2 separate regions of the Mus musculus genome follow, and region 2 is linked to region 1. A link is a loop called in an ENCODE intact Hi-C map of the cell type or tissue named here. Cell type or tissue: heart. All regions are shown on one strand. Links, peaks and the distances in the headings refer to the core of each region. The heading gives the core; the rest is flanking DNA.

Region 1 (10,173 bases), core at 2,068-7,067:
ACAAAGCTGGGTAGGAAGCAACTAGGGGCAGTTGGATATGTAGCTCAGCCTCGTATGTGTGAAGCCTTGGGTCAATTTCCCACACTGTAAAGAACGAAGAAACAAATGAACAACCAAGGTTTAAAAACAAACAAACAAACAAACAAACAAGGCTGGTGGGGGCTGGAAAGATGGCTCAGCGCTTAAGAGCATTGGCTGTTTTCCAGAGGACCTGAGTTCAAATCCCAGCACCCACACGGCAGCTCACATTCATCTGTGATTCCAGTTCCAGGAGATCTGACTCGCTCTTCAGGCCTTCTTGGGCACTAGGCATGCATAGATAGATAAGCAGGCAAAACATAGACATATAAACTAACAAATAAATGGGGGTGGGGGAGGCTGGTGAGAAAGCTCAATAGGTAATGGTGCTTGCTGCCAAGCCCGGCAACCAGGGCGATATCACATGTTAGACGGGAACAAGTTGCAACTTGTTCTGTGACATCTACACGTATCCAACCCCCAAATAAATGAAATAATTAATAAATACCCTAAACTCGAAATATCTAAAGTTAAAGCCCTAAAGGACAAAATCACCCAGAACAAAATTCTGGAAACAATGTCAGCTGGGCAGAGTGGTGAGTCTGCAGTCCTAGCCATGTGGATAGGACGGTAAGCAGTTAGAGAACTTGTCGTAAACTAACCAGTCCTCAGTATAGTTGGACATCACTGGGATGCTATTTATAATAAAAGCATAGATAACAGGCAGACAAATGAGATGATTCACTGAACCAAAAAATCTGGAAATGGAGTCTTAGTTTCTAAGTAGGCAAAAAAAGAACAGAAAATGATAGTTGGTGGAATTAGAAAAGGGTTATCTATAAAAAAAATTATATATATATATATATATATATCAGCCACTACACTCCCTGTTAGACAAGGCTGGACTCCACACTCCCTGTTAGACAAGGCTGGACTCCACCCTCTGCTGGGAAGAGGGAGGCAGGCCCCGTGCACACCTGCAGCGTGATCTTGTTCTTCACCAGCAGTCCGATTTTGATATCCATGAGGTTGAGGTCGTTCTCCAGCTGCTGGTTGGAACGGATGAGGGTGATGACCTCCTCGCGCATCTTCATGAGATCAAGTTCCTCCTGGAAGTCCTGATCACTTTGGTCCAGGAGGTGGACAAACTTTCGGACCACAATCATAGGCGGGTCCTCAGCATTGACTGACAAAGAAAATATGGATCACTGAGTTACCAGGAAACATTCCAAAGTCTGAGACGGGTCAGTACTGTCTCAAAGCTCTAGTGACACACGAGATATTAATGCTTAGGTTTGAACGTGCTCAGACAATCGTCAAGTGCAGTCCGTAGTCGGGTTATTGCTGTTACCACAGGGGCTACATCGGCAAGCAGCAAGACAGCTAGCCACGTGTTAGCAAGGGGGCTTAATCACAAGTGGCTCCCTTCCCAAGCCTTGCCTTCAGGACAACCAAAGAGATCCGTGGAGCGCGCCCAGGACCTGAGGGCTCCCAAGCACTGCCTCAACTCTTCACCGCTGAGCCATGGCTACTCACTGAGAGTCTTGTAGTCATCACGAGCTTTGTTGGCCCGAATGAAAGCCTGGATTTTGATAATGTCATTTATCTAAGGGACAAAGAAGAAATTCTTTACTCATTTGGCCATCACATACACAGAAGATGCCACCTGAGCAGCCTGCTGTCCTAGGCTACTTACATGGTCTCGGAAATACTGTAGGCGATCTCTATAGCGCTTTCGAGCTTGATGCATCCTGGCAAGGGACTGAATCTGTGGAAAAGGGATCCTGGAACTTAGAGCGGCCTTTTTAACACGTCAGGCTTGCACCCCACATGGACAAACCCTGCTGGGCTACCATACCTTCACAACTTCGTCTTTATGGGAGTGCAGGTAAGCCAGCCGATCTTGATATGCCTTCTTCTGTTTGTATCCTCTCCACTGTGACTAAAGGCACCGCACAGTATACATGGCATTATTTTCAAAGAATCGGTGAAAGTTAAAACAAACAAACAAAACCCTCAGCTTGCTATTCTCCAAGCACAATTTCCTGATGACGCTGTAGGAAGAGACCACACCTCCCTGAGATCACAGCCGTCATGTTCTACTTCCCTGACATTGATACAACAGCACACACAGTTTTGTCTGGGGGCTTTGGTGCTGGGGACCTAATGCCTGGCCTTGTGTACACTTTGCATGTGCTCTGCACTGAGCTGTATCCCTCGTCCACACTTGTCACATCTTAAAGTGAGTCACATCGATTCACTTATTTGACACCCTTACTGTTACAGGTGAGGGAGATACACAGTAGTGTACCACATTTCACAGATAAGGAAACGTAAGAGACCCACAGTGTCTAGCAGCAATGGAGCCAAATTCCTAATTCAATTTCTCCATTACTGTTACTGAAGCGCTATTGTTTTATCTACTGTGACTAGGATATATCACTATCATATGCACTACAGAGGTGCAGGTACAATCCACAGACGTGGTGCTCACTAATGCTTCTTGCTACCAAAGCACAGTAATGTAATGTCACAAACAGAAGGTTACTGTCCACATATGAGAGAAGAGGTCACAGAAACACACTCACACATTCAGTTTTAGAGTGACAGTTTATTCCTCCTGCTCTAGAGGCCCGCTCGCTGTAGGAAGTACCTGAATGCAGGTGATGGCAGGGATCTGTTTCTTCAGAAAATTCATCCGGGATCGGAATTCCTGTCGAACGAGGTACCCACGGCAGCAGGCTTGCAGCTTGGTGATCAAGCCTTCGTTGGCCAGCCAAAGCTGCTCTCGGTTATATGCAGCGGTTACTCCAGAGATGGAGCTCTGAAAAAGCATTTGGTCACATTCGGGGACAAGAGAAGAGACACAGAGCATCACCTGAGCCCACAGCTGCCTCCACTCTCCATCCACCGATGGCCAAGTAGTCAGCTGAGGACTGGGCACGAAGACCTCAGGTGTGGGTCCCAGGGGCAGGCTGACTCACTAATTAGTAACTCAGTAATTAAAAGCTAGGCCTTTAATTCATTCCTCATTCCTGTATCCATGACCCCCATCCACACTGGCACAAAGCACTAGTGAAAAATCTACAAGTAAAGTATGCAGGATACCCCCCAACGCACACTGCTCAGCAGCCCAGGGGGCTTCGACTGATGAAAACTTTTGAATAGAGGAATAAAATCATCAAATTTATTTTTAAAAACAGCACTGGGCTGGAGATGGCTCAGAGGTTAAGAGCACTGACTGCTCTTCCAGAAGTCTTGAATTCAATTCCCAACTGACTGTTCTTCCAGAAGTCTTGAGTTCAATTCCCAGCAACCACTTGGTGATTTACTACCATCTACCCTGGGATCTGATGCCCTCCCTCTTCTGGCATGCAGGTATACATACAGATAAAACATTCATATACATAAATAAATCTTACAAAAAAAAAAAGCACGGTTGGTAGAACAGCTAACAGACTAGAGAAAAAGTTGTCTTCATGTGTGCCATCCCCCAACACACAAACACCTCCCCTCTCACGTACGTGCGCGCGCGCACACACACACACACACACAGTTATTTTTATTTTGTTTTTAAGATGGGGGTCTTGGTATGTGGCCTGAGCTAGCTTTTATCTCTTATCATTCTGCTTCAAACTCCCAAGTACCACAATTACAGGTTATATATGTTTTATATATAGGCTATATGTGTAGGTTATAGGATTATATATGCATATGCAGACGTGTGCACACACAAGCACACTGGGAAAGAATCTGCAGGCGAGTAGAATGAGGGGAGTTAGAATGCTTCTACTGTGACCCCAGTAAGAGGGACTGGGCTTGACTGAGGCAGCAGCTCAGCTGCGAGGAGGTTTAGGAATGTCCATGTACCCGATTACCTGCCAAAGTGCCTGTTCTTTCTTTCCTTAGTATTAGAGACGTTTTTTTTTTTTTTTTTTTTTGGGCCCTAGCATGCACACCAAAATTTCGGTATGTTAAGTGCTTTGGAAAGCTCACAAGGGGGAGCTGAGAGCACGTCCTGTTGCTCTCCCTTTTCTCTCTGCTTCCCTCTGGTGGGCAGCACTCCAAGCTGTCCTTGAGGATGTTCTAATGAGGGAGCACCAAGCCTGCAGGCTCCTGGAGCTCTGATGTCCCGAGGCCACCATACCCTCCCTGAACGGCTGAGGTCCATAGTGTCACCAGCCCCTTTTAACCCCTTACTTCAGTTTCTATTCTTCTGCCTCACTGGCTGAAGTATCTGGGCTTCTAGATGGAAGGTCACCTTCTTGGTGTGGGGAAGGTCTAAGATATGGCGGTATGGGTCACAACACACAGGGTCACAGGTTCAAATGAGACCATGGTGGTGTTGGACTTGGTGCCTGACAGTGTCCTCTCTAATCACCCCATAAGGTGAAGGAGTGACAGAGGGCCGATGGCCAAGGAAGAAGCAGAGACAAGGCAGCAGGAGAGATTCTGAGGGGCCTCAGAGGCAGAGGTCTGCAAAGAACTGCAAGGAGGGTTTGCAGAGACTTCCTAACGGCATCTGACAATGCGAAGACTGTGCCAGATACCAAGGCAGGCATTTTCACTAAAGATGCCAGGCTTCCCCCTGGGAGCTAACAAGTGGATGGCAACAGAGAGAGTCCTGGGGCATACTAACTTGCAAGGCACTTAGACAGGGTGTGAATGCAGGTTAGGTCAAATCAGAGAAACCTTACGGGCTTTGCCTTCTCTTTTCTTTTTTAGAAGACAGGGTTTGTCTGTCTGTCTGTCTCCCTGGATGTTCTAGAACTCACTATGTAGACCAGCTGGTCTCAAATGCACAGAGTTTTGCCTGTTTCTGCCTCCACAGAGCTGGGATTGAAGATGTGAATTGTCATGGTTGGTTGGTTTTCTTTTCTTTTTTATTTCTGGGTAAGGAAGACATGCTCTGTATGTGGGCCAATACTCACAAGCAGTCCTTAGAGTATCAGCAGCAACACTGCCTGGGAACTTGTTAGAAATGTGGCCTCCCAAGCTCTGCCTTAGACCCTCGGGATCAACCCCCACACCCAGCACTTTAGATTTGGATAAGTATAATAACAGAAACTGTGAGACTCGCGGGAACCAGAGAGGATGGTAACAGACATTAAGCAATAACATGCCGGTGAGAGACTTCCCTCCTGAGGGCATTTGAAGGGTGCCTGTCCCATACAATGACAAGTGCAGAGTCGGGTATGGGGGGTGCAGTCCTTGCCAGTCACTGGCTTTACAGGAGTAAGAGATTAGGTCATGTGTTAAAGTCAGGGAGGACCATCACTCCCGTCCTGTACATCAGTTCAGGACCCACATGTAAAGCACTGTCTAGGCCTGGCTGTGCCTAAGGAGGTCCTCAGCCCAGCACTGGTCCCTCCCTCACTGCGGTCCCTTCGGCTGCACCCCCATCAGACAGCCGCATGTGTATCTTTCCACACAAGGTCCTGGCTTTTCCACCCTCAGTGACTTTCCCCTCTCCGTCCCAAACATTCTTTCCTCTTTCCTCACCTGTTTAAAATGTCTCTTGGTTTGCCTTCCTCCAGGACAGAATTAAACTTTCCCTAACATGACAGTACTGTGCTAGAGCCCCGTCTCTGCCCGCACTCCTTGGCTCTGTTCTGGGCCTGATGTTTCCCCAACAATGAAAGGCCAGGAGGCAGAGCCCTGGGCCACCCAACTTTTAAGAACCACAGAGTGAAACTCACTGAGTTGTACAACTGACATGTTTTCCATCTCAGACTTCATCACCTCCAAAACCACTAAAGCATGATTACTTCAGAATTACTCATTGCCCAGTCTACATTGGAGTCCAGGACTACCAGCCACAAGCATCTCTCCTCTGAACCAAGAGTAACCCTGAGGCACTTTCTCTCAGGTCTTTCTTGTGAGAAGAAAGGTGGCCTACCTGGATCTCCTCTCGAGAAAGCTGCACAGAATTCTGCACAAAGTCTGGGGGCTCAGCCCATCCTCCTGCTTGCGTCTCCAGGTTGTGGTAGTAATGGTACCCGCCTTTCACCCAGTGCTTCACCCACTTGCTGTTATTATCTCCTGTTGTTGGCAGAAAACAGAGGGGGAAAGACAGTAACCCAGAGCCACACCCCCACACTGATTACTCTGGTCAGCTTTGAGAACCTACACACTTTCTAAAACCTATTCCTTGGATCCAACAGTAAAGGAACATCTCGTGTGTCCCCTGGGCCTTGGCTGAGTAATGTCTGGTCTATGTCATGCATGTCATATTGCCTAGGAGGGTCCATCACAGAACCAATCATACTATTCTTACAACTCCTCTGTCTAAATCCTGCAGTCAAAACACCGTCCAGAAAAGACGGGCCATGCACCCTTCAGCACTACCGTTCAGGAATGAGAGAGCTACAACATTTTCTCTGCTGTGAACTTCTGTCAGCCGTCCACAGACTCAGATAGTCAGAGCTGCTGACATCCTAGGAAATGCGAACAGCCAAGTATCTCGGATCCTTTCCACGCTCTCAATAAAACTGGTCTAGTTCACGCAGCTATCTACAAGCGTTCAGAGTTTAGGACTATTTCCTGCAAAGTGAGCCTAAATACTGTTTATCCACACTGCGTATCTTGGCCTACATCTGTCTCCTGATATGCTCAAGGGCTTAGCTCATGGACATATGTACCCCCCCATGACCCACCTGCTGCCAGTCTCTTCTTCTTGGCTTCAGCAAGGTCACTCTGGTACGTTTCCCCACATTCGGGGATCACTCCATATAAGCCAACGTCGGGAGAACGTAGGGCACTCAGGGTTCTGCCAACATCACCGCTGTCTACTGCTTCATTGATGGCAGAGATTCCTAAGGCAACTGTCTCGGAAGAGAGTTATTAATGGAGCAATTTAGGGGCTGTCTGTGTTCACATGACTTCACCCAGCATACCTACTGGCCAGCTACCCTGCCCAGCACCTGTTGACCTCACCCTCCACCTACACGTGAGCCAGACAACAGACACATGGATACTTACACCTCTGGGCCTCTTGGGTGTCTTTGTTGGACTGCCAGATTCCACCTTGAATTTCATCCAACCATAACACAGCTGACTCATCCTGTGTTTCCTACATATGATTGAAAGCAAAACAGTACGAAAGCCATGGTGAACATCAGGGTATGTGTGATGAGGGCCTTCTGGGGCTCAGCTACAGAAGAAAAAGCTCCACAGATGAGCCGTGGATTAAGTGAATGAAAAGAGCCAGGCATCAAATACCCTGCCCTAAAGTTAAACAGGAAATGGCTCCAATGTAAGCAATGGATGAATGAATGAAGGCCACTCAAACTGTTCAGGAAGCTGACAGCCGTGGAGGGCGCAGGAGCAGGTACACTGGGAAGGGGCCCAGGGACTTGTACCGTATGACAAAGGCCAGAGTATGTGTATTAATACACAAGGTCCAGAAAGCTTCCTTTGCCCTTGAAACACACACAGAGGCAGCTCAAATTCTCCAATACAACCAACGCTTATGTCTTATGTAACCGGATCCTTTTCCTTCTCAGATTTAAAACCTGGAGTTACTGCTACTGCAAGAGTTCTTTTTTGTTTGTTTTGCTTTGTTTTTTGAGACAGGGTTTCTCTGTGTAGCCCAGGCTGTCCTGGAACTCACTCTGTAGACACGGCTGTCCTCAAACTCACAGAGATCCACCTGCCTCTGCCTCTGCCTCCCAAAAGTTGGGATTAAAAGTGTATGCCACCATGCCCTGCTTAAGCCTTTCATTTTAAAATCATTTGCTGGAAACTAAACACACATGTCCACACACAGGATTCTAATAAATGGTGACGAGATAGCCAGAAAAGCTGTACAGTCTGAGCGGGCTCCTGTGTCAGAGGTGATGGAGCAGAACTGGCTTGTTTCACTCTTGCTATAGTTTATTTTTCCTTAAGCTAACATGTAAGGGTTCAATATAGGATTCTGATGCATATACCATTTTATTATTCACCCCCACCCTCCCTGATCCCCCCCCCCTTTGCTGGTTTCTTGTCTCCCTTCAAATATTTTTCCTCATGTGTTCATGTTACATATACTGAAGATGGGGAATGGCCACACACAATTCCGAGTCCTCAAAGTACTGTAAATGCTAACATCAACTGCAGGGTGAAGCCACAATGCGGCAGCCACAGGCTGTGACTCCAAGAGCTGAGAAGTCAGAGGCAACAGGGCGGATGGTCCTAGTCTGCAAGAGAAACTGCCCACAAACGCTACGACCAAAGCAAAGGCACTTCCGTGGGCTGGAATCCAGCCATTGCGGGTTCACTGCTAGGCTGATCTCACATGCATTCCAAGAAGAATCAGCTAACAGCAGAGCTGGGAGGCCAAGGGAGAGCCTTCCCCTGCAGGGAGAGAGCGCTCTGCAAGCGTTCTGACTATTCACAGTCCTATCCCCCACTGCCCCATGCAGGGTAAAACAAAGAGCTACGGTTAACCTTTCTTTCACACATAATCCTCACACATAAGGACCAAACAATGGAGCTAAGGTATGAAAGGCAAGAGAATGAAGAGAAATTGGTCTGGCATATGCTCTAACTAGTTCCTGGTGGCTTACACACAAGCATGTGTATACAGATGGGAAGAGAGTTTTAAAAGTCACGCATGTACATAATAGTAAAGTGATGCTCACCTTGGGCATTAAGACTCTCCTACCCAGGGACTGGTGATCATTCTTACAAAGTGCTCCAAAGGCACCAACTTCAAGTAAGGAAAGAAATGAAATGGCAGACTCGGGACTTCTAAGAAACTTCTCACTAAAAATCCTGGCTAAAAATAGCATGGATTAGCTTTTGTAAGCTGACAAGATGAAGGAAGGTTTGTAACAGTTAAGAGCTGACACAAAGGCATTTCCCACTGAGTGAGAAAGAACGTGAGCTCGGTGCTGTTCCATCTTCCCACAACCTATCTGGTGCTCCCTGGGAGGTCACCAGTGCTTCCCCCCCCCCCCATCCCTTATCCTCATTGGATGACCAGGGCCTTCCCCAGCTGTTTAGCATCACTGATGCTTGTGGTGATAATGTACAGTCTCACCACCACCACCACCACCACTAACCAAAAACACTGAGAAGGCAAATCTGGAGAAGAGGTGTGAGCTGTGAGACCCTTGACCTGGATGGGAACCGAGAGGGCCACACCTGGTACAGATGGGGTGCAGAGACTCTTCTATAAGTGATTGTGAACATAGGGGAGGCAATGACACAAATTTTATAATGATGTATCATATGGCCTGCAAATTATATTCCAATAAAATCGAAAGCTCTAAGCTCCGTGTCTGACCAAGCCTGGAGAGAAAGCTGCACAGCTGTAAACAGCCTGCCTACTGAGCGGAAAGCACAAAGGCCCCTCAGCAGGGCAGGGAGGCCCCTCAGCAGGGCAGGGAGGCCCCTCAGCAGGGCAGGGAGGCTTTACAGGGTCTAGGGATTCAAGGACACCTGTCCAATTGTTAGCAAATCACAAGCTGATTAGGGAGATTTTCCTGCATGTACATGACAAAGACAGTTCACAGAATTCAGAAACGCCTTGAACAGCTGTGCACCTGCAATCTCACTGAAGCAAGCCCCCATCTCAACAAAAACCCTAGAACACCAAATAAGTGATGCATGAGGGCAGGAATCTGATTTCTGCAGTTAACACATTATCAGTAGAATGTTTTGTTGCCAAATAAAACACACAGCAACAACAAAAATAAGGCATGCAGGGACTGGACAGACATACAAACCCACCAGACGACAGACAGATGCTACCACTGAAGTGCCTCAAGGTGAACTTGTGGGCCAAGACTCGGATCAGCTATTTTATATATGTTAAAGAATTAGTGGGGATTGCGGCAGGCACTAAAGTATGACAACATTACCTAGGAGCATCAACAGAGAGAAACCACACTCTTAAACACAGAAAGTACAATAACTCAAGCAGATTTGATTGTGTACGAGGAGGGAGAAAGTCAACTTGAAGACAGGTCAGTTCTGATGCTCTAGTGGGAAAGTTAACAAGAAAAGGGGAGAGAGAAGTGAGTATTGCAACAGGGTGGCAGGGTAACGTCGAGCCAGTGACAAAGGATGCACAACAAAATAAGGGCCCAGGAGACTCGGCTTCTCTGGAAAACTTCTCTCAGCCCCGGGATCACCACAGACACAAAGACAGCACCGAGAGAACTGCAC
Region 2 (10,173 bases), core at 2,563-7,562, 62 kb after region 1:
AACAAACTGACACCCTAAAATTAAGATCACAAGGTCTTGAGATATCTGGAGAAGATAAACAGCAGCTGAGTATCCTCCTCATAAAGAATGCAGAGGAGATGGGTGTGGTGGCGCATGCCTGTAATCTCAGCACTTGGGAGATGCTAGTGGGAGGACCAGAGAAGCCTCAGCAGCAGGATGAGTTTGAGGCCAGCCTAGGGCTGAGATTCCCATCTCAAAAAAAAAAAATGTGTGGCAGCATTGAGTTTGCGGAAAGGCCTCGCCATGCTGCTGGTGGACAGATCTATAGCTACGGCATGACCCTCGTAAGAAGGTTCTGCAGTTTTCTTCTGGCACTGGGTGTCTCCCAGGACCTTGAGCACTCAACAAGTACTTTACCACTCAGGTATGTCCTCAGCCCCTTTCAGCTCCACCCTTACCAGCCCCCTAAACCTAATACCCACTCCATGAGTCACCAGGAGATGGGGCTCAATACACAAACCAAAACCCTGAAGAATTAGGAACCACTGAGAAGATCAAGAACATCAAACCCTAACTTAAAACGTTATTTCTGACAGCTGGCAGTACCCAAAACAACCACTACAAACAGAAAGGCTGAAAAACACAACTGTGGAGATCTTTCAGCAGGCACAAGTGTTCGACAGAGTGTTTCATCATAACCCACCACGGCCCACTTGTTCCCATGAATAAACACTCTACACTTATCCTACCTACTTACCCTTTCAACTGCCAGCCGCCAACACTCTTACCTAAAACATAATGCACACAGAGAGCCACCTGTGGAGGCTGGGTAGACAGCTCGGCAGTTAGGAACACTTGCTGCTCTTTCAGAGGACCAGAGCTGGGCTGCCACCACCCACATCAGGTGACTGTAACTCCAGCCCCAGGGAGATCTAAGGCCTTCTAACCTCCACTGGCAGCCATACATGGATACCAGAAACCATACACAGAAATGAAAACAACTCTTTTAAAGGCACAGCACATCAGCTCCTTCTCCCAGGCCACTCTCCAACTAGTCCCTCCATACCTCTTTGCTTCTTCCAGATGACAAAGGTATTCATAAGCCACGTTCTGCCGTCTCCGCTCATCCATCTCCTCTGCAGTGAGCCTCTCATTATCCAGGACGGCTAAAACAGAAAGGAAAGAGTGTAAACACCAAGCTCTGTAACTTTCCTCAGCAATAAATGAAGGCCACCACCATCAAATTGCTGCTAGTCACCTAGAAAGGCAGGCTAACTAGTGGATATATGGGTAGCCAGGGGCACTACAAATGATTTTCCTAAAAACAAACCATATGGTTTCAACTACATTCATCTTACCATATATACACACATATATATATATATACACACACATACACATTATTATATATTATATATTATATATTATATATTATATTATATATTATATATTATATATTATATATTATATATTATATATTATATATTATATGTGGGGGGTGGTAAGGGGTCATAGAGACATGTCAGCAGTTAAGAGCACTTGTTGACCTGGGTTTCTAACACCTATAGGCTGCTCACAAGCATCTGTAATTCTAGTTCAAGGGGATCCAATGCCCTGTTTCTGACCTTCCAGGACACCAGGTATGTATGTCCTGCACATACATACATGCATGCACTCATACATATAAAATCATTTCTTTATGTACATATGGGAAAGAGGCCACTGGTTAGCTAGCTGCCCATGCCCGATGGACAGTCAAGATACGCATACACACAGGGACAGCACTAGCTGAACTTAGTGGGGTTTTTTTATTTTTTATTTTAGAGAGCCTAGGGGCTGGAGAGATGGCTCAGCAGTTAAGAGGATTGGCTGTTCTTACAGAGGACCTAGGTTCAATTCCCAGCATGCACACCACAGGAAGGCTCATGAGTTATAACTCCAGTTTCAGAGAATCAGACATTCTCTTCTGGGCTCTGCAGGTACCAGGTACACACATGGTGCACAGACATTATGCAAGCCAGTAAATCACCCAAACACATAAAAGAATTTCCTTAAAGAAAAAGATCCAGGTGTGATAACACAAGCCTGTAATCCCAGCATTTGGAAGGCAGAGGCAGGCAGATTTCTGAGTCCAAGGCCAGACTGTCTTAAACAGTAAGTTCAGGTCAGCCAGAATTATACAGTGAGATACAGTTTCAGATAAATCACTGGAGGGAAGAGATAGGAGATAGATATGATCACATTTCATTTTTTATATTATGAAATTCTCAAGGAGTAGACTCAGTGGTCAAGAGTCAAAACTGCTCTTGCAGAGGTCCTGAGTTCAGTTCCCAGCAACCACATGGTGGCTCACAGCCATCTATAATGGGATCTGATGCCCTCTTCTGGTGTGTCTGAAGACAGCTACAGTGTACTCACATAAAATAAATAAATAAATAAATCTTTAAAAAAAAAAAAAAAAAAAAAAAACACATGCTATGTGGGGCTGGCAAGATGGCTCAGCGGGTAAGAGCACTGTCTGCTCTTCCAAAGGTTCTGAGTTCAAATCCCAGCAACAACATGGTGGCTCACAACCACCCATAATGAGATCTAACATCCTCTTCTGGTGCGTTTGAAGACAGCTACAGTGTACTTATTTATAATAATAAATAAATCTTTGGGCCTGAGTGAGGGGTTGATCAGAGCGAGCAGAGGTCCTAAAAAAATCAATTTCCAACAACCACATGAAGGCTCACAACCATCTGTACAGCTACAGTGTACTCATATACATAAAATAAATAAATAAATCTTTAAAAAAGAAATTATCAAGGAACCAAAATTTTAAGTGTTTTAAATATATATGTACTACATTTTCTTGTAGCTTCAAGAGGCATCAACTATAGTCTATCCTTGTTGGTCACACTCTCCCCTCTCTTCATAACCGAAGCTCCTGGACTACACAGTTTACACACATGCTCCTACTCTAGCCCAGACCCATCCTGTGATCACCACTATTTGACAGCTGAGGATACTGAGGCTGGAAGAACTCAGTCAGAGGGCTAATCAAGGGCCTTTGCAGCCCACCTGACTCCAGGGCCTGTGGACTTTACCTTGTAGCCATCTGCCTTCTCCACTGTCTTCCCAAGGGATAACTCCTTGGGAAGGCAATCAGAGCTATTCTCACTCTAGCCTGGGCTACTTCGGGAAATCCTTTTTACTTTTCTCCTCTCCCTTTCAATTCCACCTCTGCACTTCGATGCCCTCGGTTTTCCACGTACAGTAACCCTATGTTCTCCAATACCATATTTAGTTTGTGTCTGCCCTCTCAAAGTCATGTCTTGCTCACCCTGCCCCACACTGCATCCTCCAAGCCTCTGTTTAAAAGTCAGCACCTACCTTCCCATGGCCTTGTTAAGTCCCTTCTCTTCACCCCCATTACTCTTTATACCCAGTTAGAGTTAGTTCATGCATCGTTTATCTTTATTGCACCTTATTGGTTTTTTTCTTGGAGCTGAGGACTTGCACTTGCTAAGCAAGCACTCTACCACTGGGCTAAATTCCCAACCCCTCATCTAATTATCAATCTCTGTACACCTGTCTCTTTCTCGGACAGGTTTTGAAGGCACTGTTTGATCTTTTTCATCCCTAATTTCACAAACGTAGCACACATTATAACACTATCCAATGCATAACTGGATGTGTTAAAGTATCCTTTAAGAAAGTACTTTTCCCAAAACATAAAATCTAAACCTGGGACTCAAAGGGATCCTCTTGTAACTACTATCCCACGTACAGCTGGTTAGTTTACTAAGGTTGCAGGGATAGTCACAGAAAATGAGGAAGTGGGGGGAGCCGGTTTGGGTGTGTTTATGTTTTAATTTTACTTTTGAAATGCTAAAGAAAGAACCCAGCAGGAGAAAGCATAAGCTGCTTGCCTAAAACTGCACCTCGCAGCTAGCCTGAGGCTGCGCGGGTCTGCGCCCTGGGTCACCCTCGCAGGCAGCAATCCGGGCAGCACCTTCCCACCACGCCCGAGCAGAACCCCTGGGTCCAGTGCCCAGGACACGCCCTGCACAGTCAGTTCTCCTGCCACCTCACCCTAGGCCGTCTTCCCCAATCTCAGTAGAACTAACCGGTGGAGGAGCTGGGTGGGGCTCCCCTGCCGCAGCGCCTAGCGAAGGCAGAGGCCTCCAGGTTTCTACCCGCCGCCTCCGGAGCTCGAGAAGGCTCGGGCGCCAACCTTGCTACCAGCCATACAGCCAGCTGCTCTTCCGGGTCCGTGCGGTCCCAAGCCACCCGGCGCACCCGCCCGGCTGAGCCCCTGGGAAAACCCGAGCTTGGTCCCTCGCCCGCGCACCCCCAAGCCCTCGGCACTCACAGCCATAGTGCGGCCGGACCACACCCAGGCCATCAACCTCCTCCGCGGCGGACATGGCGGCCGAGTCCAGGTCTCCGGTGAGGAAGCGCAGAGACCTTGAAGACGCGGGCGACCGTAGCAGCAGTAACTCCTGCCCAGTGCGCGGGCTGTCGCTGTCCTCAGAGCCCCGCCCCGCGCCATCGGCCCCACCCTGCAGGTCCCGCCCCGCAGACCCCGCCCTTGAGTCCACGCCCAGCTGCGCTCCCCGGAGCGAGCGGAAGGGGCGTGGTCAGTATTACAGGACCCGCCCCTGCCCTCTTCGCTCTCCACTTGCGGAAGCGAGGAGGCGGGGTGCTGTAGCGAGTCCCTAGGCCGGCTTGGTCCGTTGTCCCGACACTCCTCCGCTGTCGCCCTATCTGCGGCTCTGACTAAAAGGCCGCCAATGTCTACAGCTTGAAATCCAAATGTTTTTAGGCGCCTGCCTTCTCCTGACAACTGAGTTAACCCCCTCTGCACCGCGGCTCCTTCAAGGAGCCGTTGCAAGTGGCCCAGAGTGTGATTATTGGAAGCAAGTAGGACCCACTGTCAGGAAAGACTCCCACTCCTACTCTCTGCTACATTCTGTCAATCTGACCTCTGTTCTCCCCAACAGTGCTAAAGAATAGAACTGCTCAATCTCTTAAACTGGGGGATGACGATGCTCACGCGGAAGAGCTGTTTATCAGCTCTTTACAATCTGCAAGATCTTAGGGGGGTTATCTTGACCCTATTAATAAGGATGCCTCGTCTCTTTACCCTTGTGATCTTTTAAAGTGCCAGTATTCAACCGAATTCTATTCTGAACCAGCCTGGATTGGAGTGAATCACTGGCTCTAATAATAATAATAATAATAATAATAATAATAATAATAATAAAGTAAAAGTCCCATTCTCAGGACTCTTACCCTCACCATAAACAGTTGATGGCTTCTACTTACAATCCAGACCATCTAGAAGCCCCTCAGTAGTTCCAAACTATCTAACGTGCATTTTTGGACCTCTCACAGACACTAAAACCTGTCAAACGTTGATCCTGTTCCTGCCCCACTCTCTGGAAGTGTTCCATCACCAGTCACACACACACCCCAGGTTCCTCGACTCACCTCTATTTCTGAAGCATCTAGTTTTGTTTCTGTCCCCACCTGTGATAACACTTTTTTGATCATCATAATCTCTATTCTCACTTGTGCCAACCAGATCATCATGATTGCCAGCATGCTCTTTCCAAAGTACGGAGTTCTTTGGGAAGGGGGACAAGTCTCACTATGTAGTTCTGGCTGTCCTGGAGCCCACTAAATAGGCAAGGCTACCCTTGAAGATCCACCTGTCTCTTCCTCCTGATTGCTAGAACTAAAAGCATGTGCCACCACACCCAGCTTCCGAGTTCTTGTCATAGATGTAATTTTTCCTGTTACTCCCTTCACAGTGCAGTTTGTGTACTTTCCCATGCCAGGTGGGCACCTTTACAACCCAATTCCAGGCTCTTTGTTCCAGCCATTTTCAATTTACTAGCTCTTTCCTTACAAACTTTCTTCTTAGTTGGGCATGTTGAGGCACGACTTTAATCCCAGCACTCAGGAGACAATAGCAGGCAGATCTCGGTGAGTTCAAGGCCAGCCTGGTCTACATAGTGAGTTCCAGGACAGCCAGAAATGTGTAGAGAGTGTGTCTGTGTGTCAAGATAAATAAATGAAAAGTTAAGAACTTTATATAGTGCTTAGGATACAGCCCATGCCCTGACATGCGCTAGTCAAGCCCTCTGCCACTAAGCTACACCCATAGCCCTGAGCTCCTAAAGGAAGAAGATAACTTACAATCTATAAGCAGCTGCACTACACCAGTCATCTTAGTACTCTTGGGGCAGAGGCAGAAGTCCTCACTGCAAGTTCGAAACCTGGGGTAGGCAGGTGTGTACAAGATTCTGTCTATAAAGAAACAGGAAAGAGAAAGCATACAAGAGGGCAGGGGATAAAACTCAGAGGCAAAACACTTACTTGCCTTGCATGCATGAGGCCCTAGTTCTATCTATGTACGTATGTGTGCCTTGTGGTTACCTGGCATCTGAGGTCAGTGGAAGGTAGGAGATCCCCTCAAACTGGAGTTACAGTTGGTTGTCAGCTACCATGTGGGTACTGGGAATCAAACCCAGGTCCCCTTATCAGCTCTTAACTCCAGCCCCAGTGTATGATGCTTTGTCTATTCATGTGTCTCTGTTCCATGTGCATTCCTGGTGCCCTCAGATGCCAGAGAAAGGGATTAAATCCCCTGGGACTGGAGTTACAGCCAATTGTAACCCATCTGGGCACTGGGAATCAAACCCCAGTCCTGTGGAAGAGCAGCCACTGCTTTCCCTCCGTCTCTGAGGCATCTATCCAGACAATACCAGTAGCTTTTTGAAAACCAAACAATTTGGGTTACACTCAGTAACTTGGTTACTTCTGTATCTTCAAGCATTTAAAAGAATGTCTACAAAACTATATTTGATTTTCTTTTTAATTTATCCAATTATCTAATGGCAAGTCGAGAACTACCTGTAGGTTAATAGTAAAGGGGTCACATGGGACAAAGAGACAGGTGTCTTCCTATGTTAGGATGAGGGTTTTTTGTGTGTGTGTACAGCTCTAGGTGTATAATTCGTGAGGTTCAAAGGAGGGCAGTCCAGGTCCTATGCTATACAATTCTAGGTTAATAGGAGCCATCTTGAATGTGAGAATTAGTCCTGCCATCTCTGCTATGAAAATTAGAGCAATTCTGGTCTAAGGTCACTGAGCACAGGGTTGAAGCTCTTTAGGGCCACTCCAGCCTGGCCTGCCTTCCATTGTGATTTCCAGCCTGGGATTTGTAGAGAGACAGATACAAAGTCTGTGGTAATGGTTCCTTGGGAGAGAGAGGGCAGGAGGATCAGGAGTGACATGTAACTATTTCAGCTCATCTTTTTACCTTACTAGTATATGAGTCCATAGGTGGGCTGCCCTTGAACTATAAATGGCAATTAAGAATAGAGAATACGGAACTGGATATTAGAGTTGATAGCCCCTGGTCTTAGAATGGCTCTAATCACCACTCAGCATGGAGGTACACATACATTAATCATAGCACGTGGGAGGGCTAAGACAGGAGAATAGCAAATTTGAAGCCAGCTTGAGTCACATAGTAAGAACTTGTAGCAACACAAAGTAACAAATGAAGAGATTCTTTTCAATTTTTTTGATGCTGTAAAAGATACATGATCAATAGGAACCAGACTTCAAATTTTAAGTTGTAATTTTCTTCCTTGGGCTAGAGATAGTGAGCAGATGTCGTGCTGAAGGATAGCATCCCTACTCTGGGCAGAGAGATTAAGCCGTGGCATCTGCACATTTTTCAGCTCACTGTGTTTTCAACTTGTGTGGGTGGTCTGAGACATGCCACCATACGCAGAAGAGAATCTGCAGTTCTTTAGTGGGAAGCTGGGTGAGCAAGAGACATCAGGATTTCTGAAGTGATGTTTAAATGAAGATAAATTCTGAACTCACAAATTATGATACCATTTTTGCTTTAAAATATAAAGACATCCAACGGCAGTAATACACACCTATAACCCCAGTCCTTGGGAGGAAGAGTCAGGAGGATCAGGAGCTCAAGGCTAGCCTTTGATACATACTGAGTTTGAAGCCAGCCTGGGATACCTCGGACTCTTTCTAAGAAGAAGAAAGAAGGAGGAGGAGGAGGAGGAGGAGGAGGAGGAGGAGGAGGAGGAGGAGGAGAAGAAGAAGAAGAAAAAGAAGAAGAAGAAGAAGAAGAAGAAGAAGAAGAAGAAGAAGAAGAAGAAGAAGAAGAAGAAGAAGAAAGAGAGAGGGGGGGAGAGAAAGAGAGAGAAAGAAAGAGAGAGAGAGGGGGAGAGAAAGAGAGAGAAAGAAAGAGAAAGAAAGAAAGAAAGAAAGAAAGAAAGAAAGAAAGAAAGAAAGAAAGGAAGGAAGGAAGGAAGGAAGGAAGGAAGGAAGAAAGAAAGAAAGAAAGAAAGAAAGAAAGAAAGAAAGAAAGAAAGAAAGAAAGAAAACAGTCAGGAATAGTGACATGCATCTGTATAGCCCTGATCTCAGGAGGCTAAGACAGAAGAATAATAGGTTCAAGAACCTCTCTTGGTCAGAAGGGAGAGATTTGGGGATGATGGTGTGCTTGTCTTTCATGCCTAGAGGCAGAGACAGGCAGATAGCTATGAGGTCCAGGGTAGCCTGGTGTACATAGAGAGTTCTAGACAAACCAGAGCTACATGATGTGATCCTGTCTCAAAAAAGAAAAGAGAAGCACCCAGGACAATATATTAACAGTAGTCTCTCTAGGTAGTGAGGTTACTGGACTTGTGGACCTTGTTTGTTTACGTCTCTATGTTCTTTACAGTGAAATACTAGAAATACAATATCACAGTGAACACAAACACAAAGAAAGTTCATTACATACCAAATCAATCCATAAGTAGGCATCAAATGGCAAAATAATGAGCTATCTGGTCATTTTAGGAACTCACATGGGTTCATGACCTCAAGAGATCTATAAGCTGATGGGAATGGGCAATATTAACACAATGGCTAGAGATAAGCACCCATGACAGAGGTTTCCCTTGGCCTGTGTACTGGCTAGTTTTGTGTCAACTTGACACAGCTGGAGTTATCACAGAGAAAGGAGCTTCAGTTGAGGAAATGCCTCCATGAGATCTAACTGTAAGGCATTTTCTCAATTAGTGATCAAGGGGGAAAGGCCTTGTGGGTGGGACCATCTCTGGGCTGGTAGTCTTGGTTCTATAAGAGAGCAGGCTGAGCAAGCCAGGGGAAGCAAGCCAGTAATGAACATTCCTCCATGGCCTCTGCATCAGCTCCTGCTTTCTGACCTGCTTGAGTTCCAATCCTGACTTCCTTGGTGATGAACAGCAATGTGGAAAGTGTAAGCCGAATAAACCCTTTCCTCCCCAACTTGTTTCTTGGTCATGATGTTTGTGCAGGAATAGAAACCCTGACTAAGATAGCCTGGAATAACCTTAGCTTCTCATCTGCCTGGGGTATTCCCACTTAACGTCCCAGCCCCAAATGGGATGTTGCTGCCTTCCTTCAGTCACTTCCTTACTGGGTTCCCAATAACATTTCAGAAATCATACATCCCCAAAATTAAATGGAAAGCTGCTCACATGTATGTGCTTCTGAGAGCAAGGGAGGTGGAGAATCAGCACAAAGCGAACAGACGGAAGCCAAATAGCTAAGCACCACATGAAAAAAGCGCACAGAGAAGAAACCTATCATTGCTTAAAGATGGGTGACATCAGAGATGGAATGTGGCTCAGTTGATAGAGAGCATGCTAGAACCCCGTGTTTAGTCCCCAGGAACTTGATAAACTGGGCATGGTGGTTCATGCCTATAATCCTAGTGCTCAGGAGATAAAGGCAGGAGGATTGCTGTGAGTTTGAGACCAATCTGGGCGACATAGCAAGACTCTGTCTCCAAAGAAGAATAGGAATAGGAGTGGGAATGGGAATGGGAATGGGAATGGGAATGGGAATGGGAAGAAGAAGATGGTGGTAGAGAAAGAGGAGGAAGAAGAGGAGGAGGAGAAGGAGGAAGAGAGGAAGCAGCCACGTACTTGGATTTTGATAGAAAACTAATATAAGTTTCCAGGGACATTTTGGATATTTGAAGAGGAGTCTGAGGTGGCTCCTAAATAGCACTGTCAAATAAACTAATGAGAAAAGCTTGTATAAATAAAAACTATGAGCTAGCTGAGCCCCTTGCTTCTTTCTGACAGATTAGAGGTAGCCCATAATAATCTGGTTACACAAGTAGAGTTCATTTCTTTGTCCTGTTCACTG

The links. Hi-C counts contacts between places; a loop is a spot of excess contacts. Peaks named below come from ENCODE experiments on the same cell type or tissue, not always from the same donor. Only the 100,000 strongest peaks of a DNase experiment are listed, where the experiment ranks them.
Region 2: a loop joins it to region 1, with 4 times the contacts of the local background. A loop is called at or near these places in 16 of 42 quality-filtered maps.

The regions. Positions count from the first base shown.
Region 1 is chr7:80,737,119-80,747,291 of GRCm38, forward strand. It overlaps Iqgap1 (IQ motif containing GTPase activating protein 1), which reads right to left. Exons shown (of 38, transcript NM_016721.2): 16 at 7,000-7,090; 17 at 6,675-6,842; 18 at 5,918-6,060; 19 at 2,672-2,842; 20 at 1,877-1,960; 21 at 1,715-1,786; 22 at 1,555-1,624; 23 at 996-1,204. Among named protein-coding and RNA genes, the nearest start is that of Crtc3, 53 kb to the left of the region's middle. In heart, for the core only: a CTCF peak has its summit at 4,056 (motif pointing left); DNase peaks (open chromatin) are centred at 4,093 and 7,013; H3K27ac peaks cover 1,126 bases.
Region 2 is chr7:80,798,823-80,808,995 of GRCm38, forward strand. It overlaps Iqgap1 (IQ motif containing GTPase activating protein 1), which reads right to left and starts at 4,509. Exons shown (of 38, transcript NM_016721.2): 1 at 4,319-4,509; 2 at 1,028-1,127. The coding sequence starts at 4,373. In heart, for the core only: a CTCF peak has its summit at 4,676; DNase peaks (open chromatin) are centred at 4,029 and 4,589; H3K4me3 peaks cover 2,253 bases; H3K27ac peaks cover 1,486 bases.